Linked DNA regions of Homo sapiens: regions 1, 2 and 4 are each linked to region 3. Evidence: chromatin contacts called from ENCODE Hi-C or POLR2A ChIA-PET data. All regions are on one chromosome and are shown on one strand. The core of a region is the stretch at or near the end of the contact, and the rest is flanking DNA. Distances in the headings are between cores, read along the strand shown.

What was found. Hi-C counts contacts between places; a loop is a spot of excess contacts on that map. ChIA-PET counts read pairs that join two places held with the same protein, here RNA polymerase II (POLR2A). Pooled maps may share reads with other maps.
Region 1: a loop to region 3 is called in a pooled map, with 8 times the contacts of the local background. The contact joins the promoter of PLXNB3 here to the enhancer-like site in region 3. A Hi-C loop is called at or near these places in 5 of 50 pooled maps.
Region 2: a pooled map shows a loop between it and region 3 (4-fold over the local background). The contact joins the promoter of SLC6A8 here to the enhancer-like site in region 3. A Hi-C loop is called at or near these places in 1 of 168 maps with a recorded cell type or tissue (GM12878) and 3 of 50 pooled maps. POLR2A ChIA-PET finds 5 or more read pairs at or near these places in 2 of 52 experiments (Caco-2 and T-cell).
Region 4: a loop to region 3 is called in a pooled map, with 5 times the contacts of the local background. The contact joins the promoter of DUSP9 here to the enhancer-like site in region 3. A Hi-C loop is called at or near these places in 4 of 37 single-sample maps with no recorded cell type and 7 of 50 pooled maps. POLR2A ChIA-PET finds 5 or more read pairs at or near these places in 1 of 52 experiments (HEK293).

The regions. Positions count from the first base shown.
Region 1 is chrX:153,762,011-153,765,931 of GRCh38, forward strand. It overlaps PLXNB3 (plexin B3), which reads left to right and starts at 2,239. Exons shown (of 36, transcript NM_005393.3): 1 at 2,239-2,294; 2 at 3,461-3,570. The coding sequence starts at 3,526. PLXNB3-AS1 (PLXNB3 antisense RNA 1) reads right to left here. Exons shown (of 3, transcript NR_199696.1): 2 at 1,700-1,839.
Region 2 is chrX:153,685,319-153,689,175 of GRCh38, forward strand. It overlaps SLC6A8 (solute carrier family 6 member 8), which reads left to right and starts at 2,608. Exons shown (of 13, transcript NM_005629.4): 1 at 2,608-3,518. The coding sequence starts at 3,257. It also overlaps a transcript of PNCK not described here.
Region 3 is chrX:152,956,170-152,960,338 of GRCh38, forward strand. ZNF185 (zinc finger protein 185 with LIM domain) reads left to right here. Exons shown (of 25, transcript NM_001395254.1): 19 at 3,530-3,727. Among named protein-coding and RNA genes, the nearest start is that of PNMA5, 36 kb to the right of the region's middle. RefSeq lists enhancers at 2,990-3,039, 3,050-3,179. Within about 2 kb of position 2,107, at least 19 of the 41 ENCODE cell types and tissues checked have a DNase peak (open chromatin) inside an H3K27ac peak, as active enhancers do.
Region 4 is chrX:153,644,756-153,649,093 of GRCh38, forward strand. DUSP9 (dual specificity phosphatase 9) reads left to right here and starts at 2,448. Exons shown (of 4, transcript NM_001318503.2): 1 at 2,448-2,670; 2 at 3,164-3,571. The coding sequence starts at 3,199.

The DNA.
Region 1 (3,921 bases), core at 989-3,488, 810 kb after region 3:
CATGGAGAGCTACGTCTTCAGCCCAGCAAACGTGAAGCCCACGTCCCACTGACCCAACGAGTCCCCTTCCAGCATTGAGAAGCCTGGCACACAGCAAGGAGACGACACCAGATCAGTTGACGCTGCCTTCCCATCCCTTGGTGAGGGGACCCGGCCATTGCAGGATAAATCCAGCACGACTCCCCTGACATAAGATGTTCCGGTTCCCCAAACCAGCCTAGATCCTTTCTGGTTACACCAGCTTCAGACCAGGGGCTGCCATAGCCACGCCTCTTATCTGCTCAGAAAGCGTAGAAGGTGCATATGCAGGCCATATACACACATATTTATGAAAATGGTGCTGCCTGTGGATGGATTTATTTTCTTTTTTCTTTCTTTCTTTTCTTTTTTTTTTAAAGACAGAGTCTTGCACTGTCACCCAGGCTAGAGTGCAATGGCACCATCACGGCTCACTGCAGGCACCAACTCCCAGGCTCAGGCGATCCTCCCACTTCAGCCTCCCAAGTAGCTGGGACTACAGGCTCGCACCACCATGCCTGGCTAATTTTTAAATTTTTTTATAGAGATGGGGGTCTCACTATGTTGCCCATGCTGGTCTAGAACTCCTGGGCCCAAGTGATCCTGCTGCCTTAGGCTCCCAAAGTGCTGGGATTACAGGCGGGAGCCACGACGCCCAGCCTGATTTATTTTCTTCTGTGGAAAGGAAGGAGAAACCCATTCCCCATGCCAGATTGCAGGCGTCTGTCTCATCCGGGGCCAGCAAGGACATGTGTGTGTGTGTTGGGGTAGGCATGGGGGGAAGGACAGGGAGAGGGAGAGAGGCCAGCTGGCTCCCCCAAGCCTCCCCTCCTGGAGCTTCTAAATCCCTCCCTGGCTCCTTCAAGGCTGCCTGGCCTTCCTGTTGGGGAGAGACCCCTCGCCGGCTGCTCACTCGCTTTTTGGTGGTCCTTCCCACGGGCCTGCCTGGTCTGCCTCCACATCCTCAGCGGCTGCAGGTGAGAAGCTGTGGATCTGGGGCCCAGTGGTCCAGAGCGTGGCCCGTGCCAGAATGCCCAGGTTCAAATCCCATCTCTGTGGAATGCACTCTGAAGAAACGACGTCAGGTCATGGCCCTGGGCAAGTTACCCACCTCTGTGCCCCATTTCTCTCCATGCAGGTTGGAAAGAATGACACAGCTGCTCAGGGAAGCACCCATACCCCGAGTCTGCTGGGCCTTTGAGCTCCAGGGCCAACACCTGGCCCTATACCCTGGCCGCCCCCAGGGCTCCAGCCACCTGAGCCAAGCTTCTCACCCCCAGGCCTCCCCAGCCCCATCACCATTTCCTCCTCCCTCATGGGCCCCTCAGTCTTACCGTCCTCCCACTTCCGCCAGCCCCTCTGTGGATGGCCCTGCCACAGGGGGAACAGTGCCCCAGCAGAAAAGCCCCAGGGTCGCCTGGATTCTCCTGCCTTCGCCTCCTGCCCTGGGTCCAACGCACAGTCTTCAGAATGCTGCCTCCCCAGAGCGCCTCTAGAACGCGCCCGCCTCTCTCCATGCCCATGACCACCACTGGACCAGGCCTCCCCACATTCTCTGCCCCAGTGCCACCAGCTTGCAGTTGCCCATGGCGAGACAAGTTCAAGTTCTCAAGCCTGGCCACAAAGACCCCACCTGATTTGCTGACCTCCGCCACACCCTGGGAGACGGCCCTTGACCAACCTTGTGTTCCAGTCGGTGGGAAACACTGGTTTTTCCTCAACGCCACGTGGGCATGTCACGTCCAGGCCTGGCCTGGGGTAGGCCTCAGCTCCATCTCCTGCCCAACGCCTGCCAAGGTTCATGGTTCAAGGTCATGTAGCCTGACGGTTAAGTGAAGGGGCCCTGTGATTGACTCAGCCTTGCCACATACTAGCTGTGTGACTTTATTCAAGTTTCCTAACCTCCTGTGCCTCAGTTTCCCAACCTGTGTTTGTTTCTGGATGGTGCCAGTGCCAAGCCCAAGCCTGGCATCCAGTAGGTGCTTCGTGCCAGGTTATGGAATGCCCACCCAATAGGAGGGCGCTGCCGTCTCTCACCTGCCAGGTGCCCACGGTCAGTACTCCATCATGCCCGCTGCGGCCAGCAGAGGGCAGCAACATCCTGCCCTGTGCCATTGGGCAAAGGGGCGGGCGGAGAGAGGCTGGGCTGCCTGGCCGGGCTTGTTGGGATGAGTCGGACTGGGCACGATTGCATTGTGGGGAGGGAGGCTGGGGCTCTGTGAGACGTGCTCCTGGCACCGCCAGCTGCTACTTGGCCCTCGCCGGTGGCCCACCAGGTAGGCAAGAGCTGGGGCAGGCTTGGGCTTGGGCTTGGGGTGCAGGGGCTACCAGCCTCAGGGCAAGGCATCAGGGTCTCAGGGCCAACTGGCTGGGGTCAGGCAAGAGCGCTCGGGTGTCGGCCCAGCCTGACGACGGCACTAGGTGTCTGGGAGCACGGTGTCCCCCAAGTGGTAGCCCTGGGGTTAGGAGGTGGGGAACCATGTTTCTTCCCCGAAATGGGAAAGCCAACGCCAGCCTCGGGCAGGGTACAGGGTAGAGAGGCTGCCCGCCTGGCTCCCCACCCCCACAGCCACCCAACTGGCCCAGCCAGGTGACAGCAGCCCACTGCCACCTTGCCCTGGAGCCTACTGCTGCCGTGCTGTGGGGGAGGCAGAGACCCCATCCCCAGTGCACCTGCTCCTGTGCCACTGGCCAGGGTGGCCTGTGAGGGTGACAGGGGGTCTAGCTGCTAGGTGCCCCTCCCTTCCCCATCCCCTGCATGGATGGCATCTAGGCCAGCAGGACGGTGCTTCAGAGGGTGGGGTGGACAGCCCCGGCCTGTGGACCCTCTGCCTCAGCCCATCTCAAGCAGCCTCCTCCCGTGGTCCTGCTCGCTGCCACCATGCTGTACCTGGCACCACTTCACCAGTCCCCAGGGGCAGGGCTGGGCTGGGGGTGTGGAGGAAGATCTTTTGGACAAAGGCAGGCATTGAGGGCCAGGACTGGCACTTCACCCAGGCCCCAAGGCTACCAGCCGGCATTTGCAGGGGCTCCAAGGTCCACCCCGTGCCCTTCACAGGGACCCGGGGAGCCAGGGAGGGGCATGCTTAGTGACACAGGGGTTGCAGGGCCAGAGGGGGAGGGCTGGCTGGAGGAAACCCCGGCCCTTTGTCCCCGGATCCCGGGGGTGGCTCCCTGAGGGTGGGAAGTGGCAAGGAGCCCCCTGTCCAGAACAGCCCAGTGGGGGTGACAGCACTAGCGAGTGGGGCCCTGGCCTGGCCTCTGGACAGAGGGAACATTGTTGTGGTGGAGGCAGGGCTGCCTTGGCCTGGCCACTATTGACAAAGCTGCCAGCTGTGAGGGAGCCCGGTCGCTAGGCCCTGGGCGCCACCCCCACCGCCGCCCCTCCTTCCCCAGGCCAGCTCGAATGGGGCTGAGCCTCGACTGTCTCCCTCCCACTCAGGACAATGCCCCCCCGCAGCCATCTCATGCCCATCGCCACTGCCCTGGGGCAGCTGAACTGAGCGTATGTGCCACGCCGCCCAGGAGACCCCTCTGCTGCACCACTTCATGGTAAGTGCCCAGGCCCGGTGTCCCCAGAAATGTTCCTGGGAGGGGCAGGGTAGGGCAGGATGGCTGTGGCCAGGCCCAGGACATACAGGCTGCAGCCTCCCTCATGGCAGACACTGCCCCAGATAGCCCGGGGTCCGCAGGAAGTGTCCGTGCTCTTCCTGCCTGTGTTCCTGAGATAAGCGGCTCCTGGGCCTTCCTCCAGGCGCTGCTCTGCCCTGAGTCGCAGCGGCCCCACTCCTGGTCGGCATGTGACCACACACCCAGGGCAGCATCTCTCTGTGGAGGGCAGGAGGGGCCAGAGAAGGGGCTGCTCCCACCTCTCACCCTCGGGGGCTCACCCCGGGGTCCCAC
Region 2 (3,857 bases), core at 1,358-3,857, 730 kb after region 3:
CCCCCAACTGCTCAGCAGCTCGTGGGAGCAGCCTCAGAAGACCCTGTCACTGGCCGCCCGGGTCAGAGCCTGTGACAGAGACCAGAGCTCCGGCCGGAGCTCCCCGCCGGGAACTCCAGCCTTACCAGCCTGAACTTCATGCACTGCTCAAAGAGGCCCAGCTCGCCCTGGCTGGGCAGGGGCGGCTCCCAGGGTGGCCGACGTGGGGAGGGTTCCTGAACCTCCCTCAGGAGCCTCCTGGGACAGAGTCCTGGAGGTCAGCAGAGAAAGGGAAGCCCAGGCTGTGGGCCCCGCGTGGAGGGAAAACTCAGGGGGAACGCCCCGAGGCTGGGAGGGCACAGCCCCATCACACTCCATCTCGTAGTCTTGGAGAAAAATTTAGTTCTACCTCCAGGGCACAGAAAAGCCCAAAGAAGGGATGAGATAAAGGAGGGGCTGGTCAGATTTGTGCTTCAGGAGGGTCCCTCTGGCTGCTCAGAGAATGCAGTTTGGGGTCTGGCCCAGGCCGTGAGGAGGAGTTCACAGTCACTATGGGGTCCAGACCAGCTGGGGGCGGGAGGCAGGGCCTGGCCCAGGGGCTGGTAGTGGGTGCACCCCAGGCTGGGCTGGCAAAGGGCGGGGAAGAAGGTGGGTGTGGGAAGGGGTGGCTGCCTGGAGAAGAGCCCAGTTCCAGGAGGTCGTGGGAGTCAGGTATGGGGGCCCACTGGACCTCCCCTCAGATGTGGGGGCTCCCACTCCGAGGGTCCATGGAGCAGTGGCAGCCATTCTGGACAGCCCCCCACCCTTCACTTCTGTCTCCAGTACCCTCCAGCCTGGCCACCTCGCCCTCTGCCTCGGCCTCCTCTGATCTCACAAAGGCAGCAGCAGTCAGGGGTGGCGACTCCCTCATGATCCTGTCCCTGGCCTCGGAACCCACCGGAGGAGTAACCGCAGCAGTGGTCACTTCCCCAAAGTGCCATCAGCTCTCCTACATCCTTCTCGAGCCTCTGCTTTCTCTCCCTTCCACCCCCACCCCTTTGACAAGCAACATCTGAAAGTCTCCCCTGCCCGCGGCTCCCAGAGCTGTCTGGCCGTGGCCTGCACTCTCCCTCAAAGCGGCCCTCCCCCAGGTCACCGTCCTCCCTTCGATGACATCACGCGCCCACCCCGCACTCCTGCTGGGCTGAGGCCCTCCGAGCCTACTTCACCGGGTCCTCTTCTTTCTCTCAAAGGCAATGGGGTTTGCCTGTGGTCCAGCTGGGTTGGCCCTCTTCCCTCTGTCCTGGGTCCTTGAGTGGCCCCGCTTCTTTAGGCCATCTATGAGTCACTTCTCTAATGCCCCTGTCTCCAGACCAGCTTCAGTCAAAGGCTGGGCCAGAGAAGACCCTAGTGAGAAACTTCTGATGAGCAGTGTGACCTTGCCACCTCAGGGGTACCCACCCACCACCCCTGGTCTAAGCACAGGTGACACCGCCTGTCTCCCCCAACCACACACACCCCTTGAGGCTCCTCCTCCAAGCCTGGGTGGGGACACTGTCCCTCCCTCACCCAGCAAGCTCAATCTGGCTTGGGCCGGAACTGCTTTTCTTCCTAAAGCTGGACGGATGGCCGCGGGCTTAGCTTAACGGGATGAGCCATCTGGGGACTGCAGTGTCCACGATCAGATCAGGGAGCTTGAAGCTGAGGGGGGCACACTTTACCTCCCAGGCCAGGACAATGACCACTTCCTTCCCCACCCCACCCCCAGGCTACTCTTAGCCCTAGAAAATTCTAAACAAGCTGCTCAGCTGGCGGCGGAGAGGCAGCCCAACAAGCTGGCTCTTGCTAGGGAGGCCTGGGGGGTCCTGGGGAGAGGAACACGGGGTGGGTGGGGGGCGGGCAGCCAGGACCTCAGGCCTGAGGCCTTTGGGGAAGGGTCTGTGCACCTGCCAGGCACCAGGGGGCAGCCTTGCCTTGTTCCCGCTCCAGTCCCCTCAAGTCCGAAGCCCCTACCCACTCTCACGCCAGGCAGGGGTGGGGGCCGCCGGGGTCATTTACCCGGGCCCCTTCTCTGCCTTGATGACAAAGTCGAGGCTTGCTCATCAGCCAGGCAGGCTCCCCTCTGCCCACTGTGGAGACACAGAGGCCTGTCACCTGAAGAGCTGGTCCCGGCCTCCAGCTTCCAGGGTAGCCGGGAAGCTGTAGCCCCCAGTGGGCAGCGGTGGAGAGAGCTCAAGGAAGGAGGGAGCACCGGGAGGAGACGGCTGCAGCCTGCCAGGAGCGGGGAGAAAGGGAGAGAAGGGGAGGCGGAGGGCTGAGGGGGCCCGGGGGACGTCTTCCCAGGGCTGGGAGGGGCCGGCCGGGAAGCCTGGGCTGCACTAGGAGCCGGCGACCCTGGGGCGAGGGGCGGCCCGGAGCCCTGCGGGAGGAGCTGGCGGCCGCCCCAGGTAGCAACCATCCTGCCTCCCGCTGGAGCGGCGTCTCCTCCCCGGGAGGAGGGCAGGGAGGAGGTGGGCGGAGTGTGACGAGGAGGGCGGGAGGGAGGGATGCGGGAGGGGGAGGGGGAGGGGGGCCGGCCGGCCGTGGGGGTGGGGCGATAGTGACATCACCCCGGAGTCGGTTTTTAAGCGGCGGCCGGCCGGGGACGGGGAAGAGAGGGATAGTCGGAGCGAGGTGGCGAGTCGCTGAGCCCGCCGCGGCCCCGAGAGCGGCTGCAGCCGCCGCCGCCGGGAAGGAGAGGGCGAGGCGCGCCCGAGCCGCCGCCGCCGCCGCCACCGCCGCCGCCGCCACCACCGCCACCGGAGTCGCGGGCCAGCCGGGCAGCCTCCGCGGGCCCCGGCCGGGGCGGGGGGCGCGGGCCACAGGCCCCTGCTCCGGCCGCCGCTTGCAGACCGCGGGCGCCGATGTCGCCCGCGCCCCGCTAGGCTGAGCCTCGGGTCGGGCGAGGAGCCGCCGCAGCCGCCGCCGCCCGAGCCGCGGGCAGGAGCCTCGGGAGCCGCCGCCGCCGCCGCCGCCGCCCGGCCGGGCCCCGCCGCCGCCCGCGCGCCCCCGGGCCCCCGACACACATGAGATTCTTCAGGCTCACTTTCAAGTGCTTCGTGGACTGCTTCTGACTGCGCCGCCCGCGCCCCGCACCCCGCCGCCCGCCCGCCGCCCCGTCCCCCGGCCCGGCCGCCCCCCGGCCCCCGGCCGGCCCGCGCCCTCGGGGCCCTCCCCGGTGCCGCCGGTGCCCCCCGCCTGACCGCCGCCCCCCGTGAGGCGCCGCGACCCCGGCCCGGCCGTGCGGCCCGCCGAGGCCATGGCGAAGAAGAGCGCCGAGAACGGCATCTATAGCGTGTCCGGCGACGAGAAGAAGGGCCCCCTCATCGCGCCCGGGCCCGACGGGGCCCCGGCCAAGGGCGACGGCCCCGTGGGCCTGGGGACACCCGGCGGCCGCCTGGCCGTGCCGCCGCGCGAGACCTGGACGCGCCAGATGGACTTCATCATGTCGTGCGTGGGCTTCGCCGTGGGCTTGGGCAACGTGTGGCGCTTCCCCTACCTGTGCTACAAGAACGGCGGAGGTGAGTTCCCCCGCCCGCCGCGGCCTCCTCCCCCAGCAGGCCGCCGGCCCCCGCCCGACCCCCGGAGCCGCCGCGGAGGGGTGAAGTCCGGGCAACGGGTGGCCCCCGGGCACGCGGGGGTCGGGGCCGCCCCTCGTCCGCCGCTGCCGCTCGGTGGCCGGGCCGGGCGCCTCCACCCCCCTCGCAGTCATGTGCCTGGCATGGTGGGGGGAGGGGGCCGGCGATGCCCGCGAGGCTGCCCCCCAGACTCCCGGGCTGGGAGGAGCGATTGGCCGCCGAGGTGGGAAAGCAGGCCTGCGCCTTGGGGTCTCCGCGAGGTAAGGAGCCCTGGCTGCCCCC
Region 3 (4,169 bases), core at 857-3,356:
GGGAGACTACTATGACTACCAGTAGGATAATACCCAGAGTTTGAAGTATGCTGTTTACCTGAGGTCCCCATAAAACAAACTGCCTAAATTAAATAAAATAAAGAATGAGCTAGACGAAGAGTCTACTCACTTCACTAAGTGATCTTTTCATTAATCCTGTATGACTGAATTTTTATAATCTGCACTTGATATACATATTAGAATTTTAGAAACCCCATATAATTTTGGAATATATATTAATATAATTCACTAAAAATATACCCTGAAGATTAAACATTATTTTTATTGGCCAAGCGCGGTGGCTTACACCTGTAATCCCAGCACTCTCGGAGGCCGAGGCAGGCGGATAACCTGAGGTCAGGAGTTCAAGAGCAGCCTGGCCAACATGGTGAAACCCTGTCTCCACTAAAAATAGAAAAATTAGCCAGGCATGGTGGCATGCACCTGTAATCCCAGCTACTCGGGAGGCTAAGACTGGAGAATCGCCTGAACCCAGGAGGTGGAGGTTGCAGTGAGCAGAGATCATGCCATTGCACTCCAGCCTGGGCAACGAGGGCAAAACTCAGTCTCAAAACAAAACAAAACAGTATTTTTATTTTGACAATGCCTCCCATGATTTTTATACCAAATAAGCCAAATGTCACTGTTGCATTAGTGCATTATCGATGTCAAACCCAATTCTTAAATAAAACCTTATAGACAAATGTATTCAATCTTAATCAGTTTGAACATAAGGTAAGAATTTTATAAACCTTTTATAACCCTTTACAATTTTTGTTGAAGAGCAGATTAGTGCTCTAAGAAAACCTGTTGTGCTTTTATGTCCATGTTCAATTTATGGAAAAACCTAATAATACCCTTTTAAATTTAGTATTATCATACATAAAATTTTTTACAAGGTTAATTTTTTTTTTTTTTTTGAGACGGAGTCTTGTTCTGTCGCCTAGGCTGACAGTGGCATGATCTCGGCTCACTGCAACCTCTGTCTCCCCAGTTCAAGCAGTTCTCCTGCCTCAGCCTCTGGAGCAGCTGGGACTACAGGCGTGTGCCACCATGTCTGGCTATTTTTTTTTTTTTGTATGTTAGTAGAGAGGGGGTTTCATCATGTTGGCCAGGCTGGTCTCGAACTCCCAGGTGCTCAAAGGAAAATTTAAGACAGTCCATGGAGGAGAAAGGTATAGACAAGGTCATGCAGATATTAAACCAGAAAGGACTTATTTCCTAAGCCAGGAATCGAACCCAGACTGCCACTGTGAAAGGGCAAAACCTTAACTACTGAGCCCAGAAGGAGTCTAGAGTAGTTAATTTTGAGCTTGCAAAGGCTTTTAACTAGTCAAGATAATTTTTAGAACTAACTATGATATGAACCCTAAAATTCCTGTTCCCTGGAAGGTAGAGACAAGGAGAAAGTACTGCCACATGGTTACAAGGTCAAGCTCCCAAGGACATAAAACAGGATGGCGACCTTGTCCAGTTTTTTGTTGGTTTCAGGGACCTGCAGCAAAGTTTGTCACTGACCAGCTTGCTGGGCCATCTTGAGCAGCAAGCTTATGGGGGCCCAAGCCCATGTTTTATCCTAAGGTACCCCTCGACACAGAAAAACGACTTTATAGCACAAAATATACCAGATTGACTACAGCTTAAGACTAGACAGCCTCAGAATTCCTTTTTGCATTAATTAAAATTTTACAGAGGAGATAAACAGTGATTTTACAATCAGTTTGCACAGAGAGAGAGAAGCCTGAAATCTGACTGGGAAGAGATATTTACCCTTTTGCTGGCATGCCAGGCTTCTGGGCTCCCTTTCCCTGAGTGGCCCTGGTGATCTGGCTCTCTGCACCATTGCCCCGGGAGCCAAGCCACAACACAAAAGAATTTTTTTTTAAAATGCACTTCAGTGTGTTGTTGTTCATTTGGAATGTTCCACTGTAAGTTATCTTTCGTAAGATGTCACCATTTCTGTAAGAATTTGCTGCCTCCCGGGCGTAATGTGTAACCCAGAAGGAACTCAGTTTTCCAGAAGCAATTAATAGGTTCCATGGAATGTTGATGGTAAGAAAGGAAGGAAAAGGTGACAAGAGTGAGCGTAGACAGCTCTTTCTAAGGAGTTTGGCTGCTGGAAGGGGAAGAGAAGCAGCTGGGGTTAGGTGGGAGGAACTAAGTTTAGAGACGCTAAAAGTGTATGTAGCAGGAGTCACCTGATCAGGTTGAACTGCAGCAGGAACAAGGAAGTTCCATTTTGACTACTATTAGTTGCAAATTGGACCCTTATGTCAACTTTTTCATCTGTAAAAAAAAAGGGATGGCCAGGCACGGTGGCTCACGCCTGTAATCCCAGCAGTTTGAGAGGCCGAGGCGGGCGGATTGCCTGAGTTCAGGAGTTCACAACCAGCCTGGCCAACAAGGTGAAGCCCCGTCTCTACTAAAATACAAAGAATTAGCCACGCGTGGCAGCGGGCGCCTGTAGTCCCAGAATCTCTGGAACCCGGGAGGCGGAGGTTGCAGTGAGTCGAGATCACACCACTGCACTCCAGCCTGGGCGACAGACCGAAACTCCGTCTCAAAAAAAAAAAAAGGGGGGCAGGGGATGAAAATGCTATTGCTTTCCAGGAATAGCTATGACTACTTCCAATAAAGAAGACAAGAAGGTTCCACATGTGAAAACTACGCGGTCACAACGATAAGTGGGCGGGTGCACGCACGCGCGCTGAGATCGTGCGTGCACAGGCCGGGGTGCGGCCGGCGTGAGTACGCCTGCGCGTGCCGCCATTTCCTGCAGCCGCAGACTCTGCCTGCGGTGCTCGCCGGGAAATGAGACGATCAACAAAGAAAATGGTTGTTTTGGGCGAGATCGACCGTGGAGAGGCTTTTTCTGCAGCAGTCCCGGTTCCTGCCGCCAGATGGCGCTCGAGGATCACAAATGGGTCTAGGGTTCTCATAATGGCCCCGCCTAAGAAATTTTGGATTCTCCTGGCCCTTCCCCCCTTTGTGGGGTCAACAGCGGATTTGGGAATCTGGTGACCAACACGTGCGCACTCCCCTACCCTTGCCCCTACCGAGCCCTCCAGGGTAGCTTGGGGGAGAAGCTCCTCCCTAGACTGCCGGGTATTTGATGAGCCTGGCCAGCGCACAGGTCTTGAGCACCATGGTCAGGGAAGAAGGCTGAATGGCTTAGGTCTTCCTAGAGAGGCCGGAGGCGGGAAAGAACTGGAGAAAGGAGAGATGGCAGTGGGAGGATGGGGACAAGAATACCAGTGTGTTTCCAGCCAGAAGACGATGTCTTTTAACACCTCATTGAAGTCGTCAGGTGACTTTGCCCTTGTCAGAAAGGAGCAGCACTGCGGGGGTCCTACTGAGGAGGAGACTGACTGCTCCTTGGGGTGGGGATTGTGCCTCCTTCCTGTCTGCCCCACTCTTGGGGAGATGAGTCCCTCCAAGTCCACGAGACATGACAGCCAGCCTACCTGCCATGGGAGAACAAAGTCTAGTCTCAGGGCACTCACTTCATAAGGGTCTTATTCTTCCTCAGCGTGTTGACTGATTTTGAGGGGAAGGATGTGGCCACCAAGGTCGGAGAGGCCTGGCAGGACAGGCCTGGAGCCCCAAGAGGTGGCCAAGGAGACCCAGCTGTACCCACTCAGCAACCTGCAGATCCCAGTACCCCAGAACAGCAGAACAGCCCCAGCGGATCTGAGCAATTCGTCAGACGAGAGAGCTGCACCAGCAGGTACGAGCCAAACTGCACTGGGACCTTACCTGCTAGAGCCAGTGTTTTTGTCCAGGGCAGCAACCCAGGACAAACCCCCACACACTAGGCATGCCTGTTTATCCTCTGCAGGTGAGTGTGGTTAGGAGCCAGAGGGAAGGAGAGAAACCAGCATCTCAGGGGTAGATATTCATGGGTTTCAGCTTGGAGCCATAGCATCAAATCTGTTAGACTAAGTCTGGCACAGAAAGGATGCACAGAGAACCAGGTTGTCTGGCAGCCAGTTCGAACCTGGAAACCTGGGTCAGGGGAGGGATATAGGTTGCTTTTTCTGTTAATGGAGATGGAAACTCTCTGAGCAAGGTGTGCCATGGTGTGGATGTGATTCACTGCCAGAAATAACAACTGTACCAGTTGGATGAGCTCTTCCACTGCCATCAGCACTGGGATGGCCATGGATTTG
Region 4 (4,338 bases), core at 1,198-3,697, 690 kb after region 3:
TGGATCCTAGGCTTCCCCTCCCTTCCCCATTGCGGAGGTTGCCTCTCCCCGTCCTCATTCCAGCCCAGCTCCTCTCACCTCCAGGGAACCCTCTCCAGAGAGCGCCACTGAGCAGCTCAGGAGCTCCCTCTCTAGCCGAACTGAGCCCCCACGGCAGGGCGGGCCGGGGAAGTGGCTGTCCAGCTCCCTGCTGGTCACAGCCCTGCGCCACCCCCACTCTCCACAACAAGACTGGCACATGGCAGAACCTCCGTGGTGCCTTCAACCCCTGCCCACTCTGAGCTCCCACCCACAGCTGCAGTGGGCCTGGAGGCAGCCCCCAGGCTGGGTGCCGGTGTCCACCTCCACCACTGTGGAGCTAGGCTGTGGACAGAAAACAGAAGACAAAGTCCCTGCCCCAGGAACACACTGAGAAAGGGGGAAAGTGACCACACTAGGGAGCACAGAGGAGGGAGACTACTGGCTCCGAGTTGGGAAGGCTGCCTGGAGGAGGGGGCCTGAAGAATGAGCAGAATCTCAGAATCTGGGCAGGGGGCATAGGAGGGAGGCCTGGGCTGGGGCCCTTGCCCACTGGGTGAGAGAAGGAAGGGCACAGTCCAGCTGCCCAAAGCCCTTGGATGCAGGAATTAGGACTCTTGTTAGACGCAGGGACATGGGGGGTGTGGCCGGAAAGCAGCCCAGTGCCAGGGTCCTGGGAGTCCCCGGCTAGCAGCCCACTGCCCGAAAGGGAGGGAGAGAGGCAAACTGGAAGCCCCTTAGAGGTGACCCACCTAGCTTTCCGTCACCTGCCCTCTTACCTAACCATGACCTGAGACATTTTCTCCTCTAACTCCATGGCTCCTGAGAGGAGTCTTTAGACTCGTAGTTTGCTTTGCATTTTCCACTTGTTAGAAAAATGCTTTGTGGTGCCCATCCTCGTGTGCATAACTTTGCTTTCTTTTACTTTAGTTCCTTAGATTCCCAAAAGTGGTCAAAGGGTTGGGATTTTTTCCTAGCTCTTGATATTGCCAGATTAATTTCCAAAGGGGCCGTACCAATATATAACCCTGCAACAGTTGAACAGCACGCTGATTTCACAGCAATCTTGCCAGCACTGCGTGTTCTCAAAAATGAGAACATTTCTAATGCAGTAGGTGGGAAGTGTTACCTCGTTGGTCATTGTTACTTGTTTATTGGAGTGGCTTTCCTTCCACGCCTGAAGTTGAACCTTCCCCCAAATATTTGTTAGGCCACCGCATTCCCTCCTTCCTGCAGTATGCAGTGTTTTCAGGTTCTTTGCCCATTTATCTACAGGGGTCTTAACCTTTTAGTTGGGTATGAGCTTTATCTTATCTGGCGTACATTTTCCTTCAACACTGTTATTTGCTTTTGTTGAGCTTTAAGCAGAGAAGGGACTTTTAGCCAGATCAGCATTGTGGACACCTCCCCCTGACCCTGGTCTCCTGCCTCAGTGCTCACCACACCTGAGACCTTGTCCAGTGCTCTTGCTGCCTGTGGATCTGTCCCGCCTGTTGTGCCCATGGAGGAAAGGATGGAGGCCACCAGCCTTGGTTGAGTGGATGGCATTCTGACGTTGGGCAGGGCTGGGCAGGGCAGGGTGGAGGGCAGGTCGTTGCAGGCCCGGAGGCAGGGAGACTGTTGTGCAAGACGTGACAGTGACCTGGCCTAAAGCTGATGAATTTGAGCCCTCGGCTAGGGCAAGGGACAGGGGAGAGAGGCGTGGATGTGAGAGATATTTAGGTAGAAACTAGTTCTTTCCACTTTGATTAGCCGAAGGGGGGTTAAGGGAAGGAGGCAGAGGGGGGAGCCACGGGTGACTCTTAGGATCAGTAATGTGATAAGAGCAGAGTGCCCCAGTTTAGGGCTGGGAGCTCAGGGTTCCTGGGTGCTTTTGGCCAGTCCTGTGCGAGTGAAGCGGGCTGGTATTGGTAGGTATCCAGGAGCTACCCCTGCCTGCCTAGCCCTGCAGCAGACCTCTGGGCCAAAGCTGCACTAAGTTTCTGGTCCTGCCTCCTCCTCCCCTCCGTGATTTCGGTGGCATCCCAAGTTTGCCCAAGCTGCTAGCTCTGAGCCCATTACAGAGATGGGGCCACTGAGATCCAGGCAGGGGAGAAGATGCTCCAGTATCACCCTGTGAGTTGGGCTGGAGGCAGCTTCTGCGGCAGAGGGGCTGGGCTCTGGTCCTCACCCCTCCCCCTGCCTCCCGAGGCCAGGCTGGCGCCGGCCAGGGGAGCCGCAGCTGGTCCCCTGCTGGGCCCCTGACCTGCCCTTGGCCTCTGCCCCGACCCCGTCCCGCCTCGGTGGAAGCCCCAGCTCAGCCGACTCGCAGGTCCCACCCGACTGCTTCGGCTAGCACCCGTTGGCTCACCGGCCCGCCGGGCCCGCCCCCGGAGCCCCGCCCCGGCCCGCCCCTCGGAGTTGTAACTCCACGTCCGAAGGCAGTTTCCAAGGTGGAAGCTGGGTCCGGCTGCCAGGAAGCGGCCGGTGCGCGGGCTGCGCGGGCTGCGCGGGGCTCGGCTTCCACGTGCGAGCCTGCACCGCCGCCCCGCCCTCTCCTGGCGGCCAGGCCTGGGGACTCTCTGCCGCGGGACGGCGCCTCGCGTTCCGCCGTGGCAGTGGCCGTGGCCAGAACGTCCACGCGCGGTCGTCCACCGCCGGATCTCGCTCCAGGTCTCTTTCCTTTTGTTCTCTCCTAGGGGTAGGGGGAGATGGGGGACCGGGGGCCAGACCACCTCTGAGAGGACTCGCTGAGGCCCAGCACCTCGGCGCCTCCTCTGTTCCCCTGGCCCACCTGGCCCTGGGGGAGATCTAGGCCTCGAACGGCACTCCTCGCACGCACACCCCCAGCCAGAGTCGGAAGCTCGAACTTGGGGAGCGTTCGCGAGAAGACCGAGACAGGAGCAGAAAGGGGGTATGGAGGGAGGCGGCTGCGACCTCAGGGTACCCCAAGATGAGCCTCGAAGGGGCGGTTAGCCGCTCAGCCCTCTTCTCGAGGACCCTTCCCCGGGCCGAGCTGCTGCCTGGGGGGTTTCTTGGGGCGCCTTGTTGGGAGTCCTCATGGTGGGGGACCCTGGGCTCCCGCCTTCAGGACGCGGGGCCGGCTTCAAGTCTGAGCCCCCTCGGCCCTCCGGTAGCTCACACCGCGCCTTCTCTCTCTTCGCAGCGCCCGTGGTCCAGCGTGTAGGGAGCCGATCGCCCATGGAGGGTCTGGGCCGCTCGTGCCTGTGGCTGCGTCGGGAGCTGTCGCCCCCGCGGCCGCGGCTCCTGCTCCTGGACTGCCGCAGCCGCGAGCTGTACGAGTCGGCGCGCATCGGTGGGGCGCTGAGCGTGGCCCTGCCGGCGCTCCTGCTGCGCCGCCTGCGGAGGGGCAGCCTGTCGGTGCGCGCGCTCCTGCCTGGGCCGCCGCTGCAGCCGCCCCCGCCTGCCCCCGTGCTCCTGTACGACCAGGGCGGGGGCCGGCGCCGGCGCGGGGAGGCCGAGGCCGAGGCCGAGGAGTGGGAGGCCGAGTCGGTGCTGGGCACCCTGCTGCAGAAGCTGCGAGAGGAAGGCTACCTGGCCTACTACCTCCAGGGTAGGTGCCGCGGGGCCCTCCTTCCAGGGGGTTCGGGATTCATTTGACCTTAGGCCAGCCCCACTTCTTTTTTTCTAAAGCGAGTTGAGGCCCCCCTCCCCTGATGACCTGCCAGGCTGCTTTGAGAGGAGGGAAGCCTGAGTGTGACCGTGGGGAAGTTCTTCACCCTCGGCAGCCCAGTCTCTGAGCCTGGAAAATGGGGAGAATTAGCCTGACCTGAGCTAGTTCTCAGGATGCTCAAGAACGAATTACAAAGTGCGGGCTCCCCAGGGTCTCGGCAAGGGTATCCCCACCTCCCCAACCTGCTCAGGAATGAGCAAGGGAGGCAGGGGTCAGACAGCACTGGTGCAATCACGGCTCACTGAAGCCTCCTGGGCTCAAGCGATCCTCCTGCCTTAGCCTCCCGAACAGCATATAAAGTGTCAGGTGTCCAGCCCGGGGAAATAGTATCTGTAAATAGAGATGCTGGCTTCTTGAGCCATATTCTCCCCCAAGTTCCCCCACATCTTGGGGTCCCACTTCATCCCTGAGAGTCAGGAGATGCCCAGGCAGAGAGCTGACATCTGAGTTCCTCCTTTTCTTTAGCTGATGGCCGCAGTCCTCCCTAAGGCTGGCAGTGCATCTCGGCTCTGTTGAGCCCTCACACCTGCCTCAGCTTGACCCTAGGGGTGTAAGATCCTTTCCGGTGGCTCAGCGTGAGCCCAGCTTCTTGCAGCCCGAGCTGACTGAGGGTGGCTAGGGCCCCACGTGGGTACCAGGACACACCA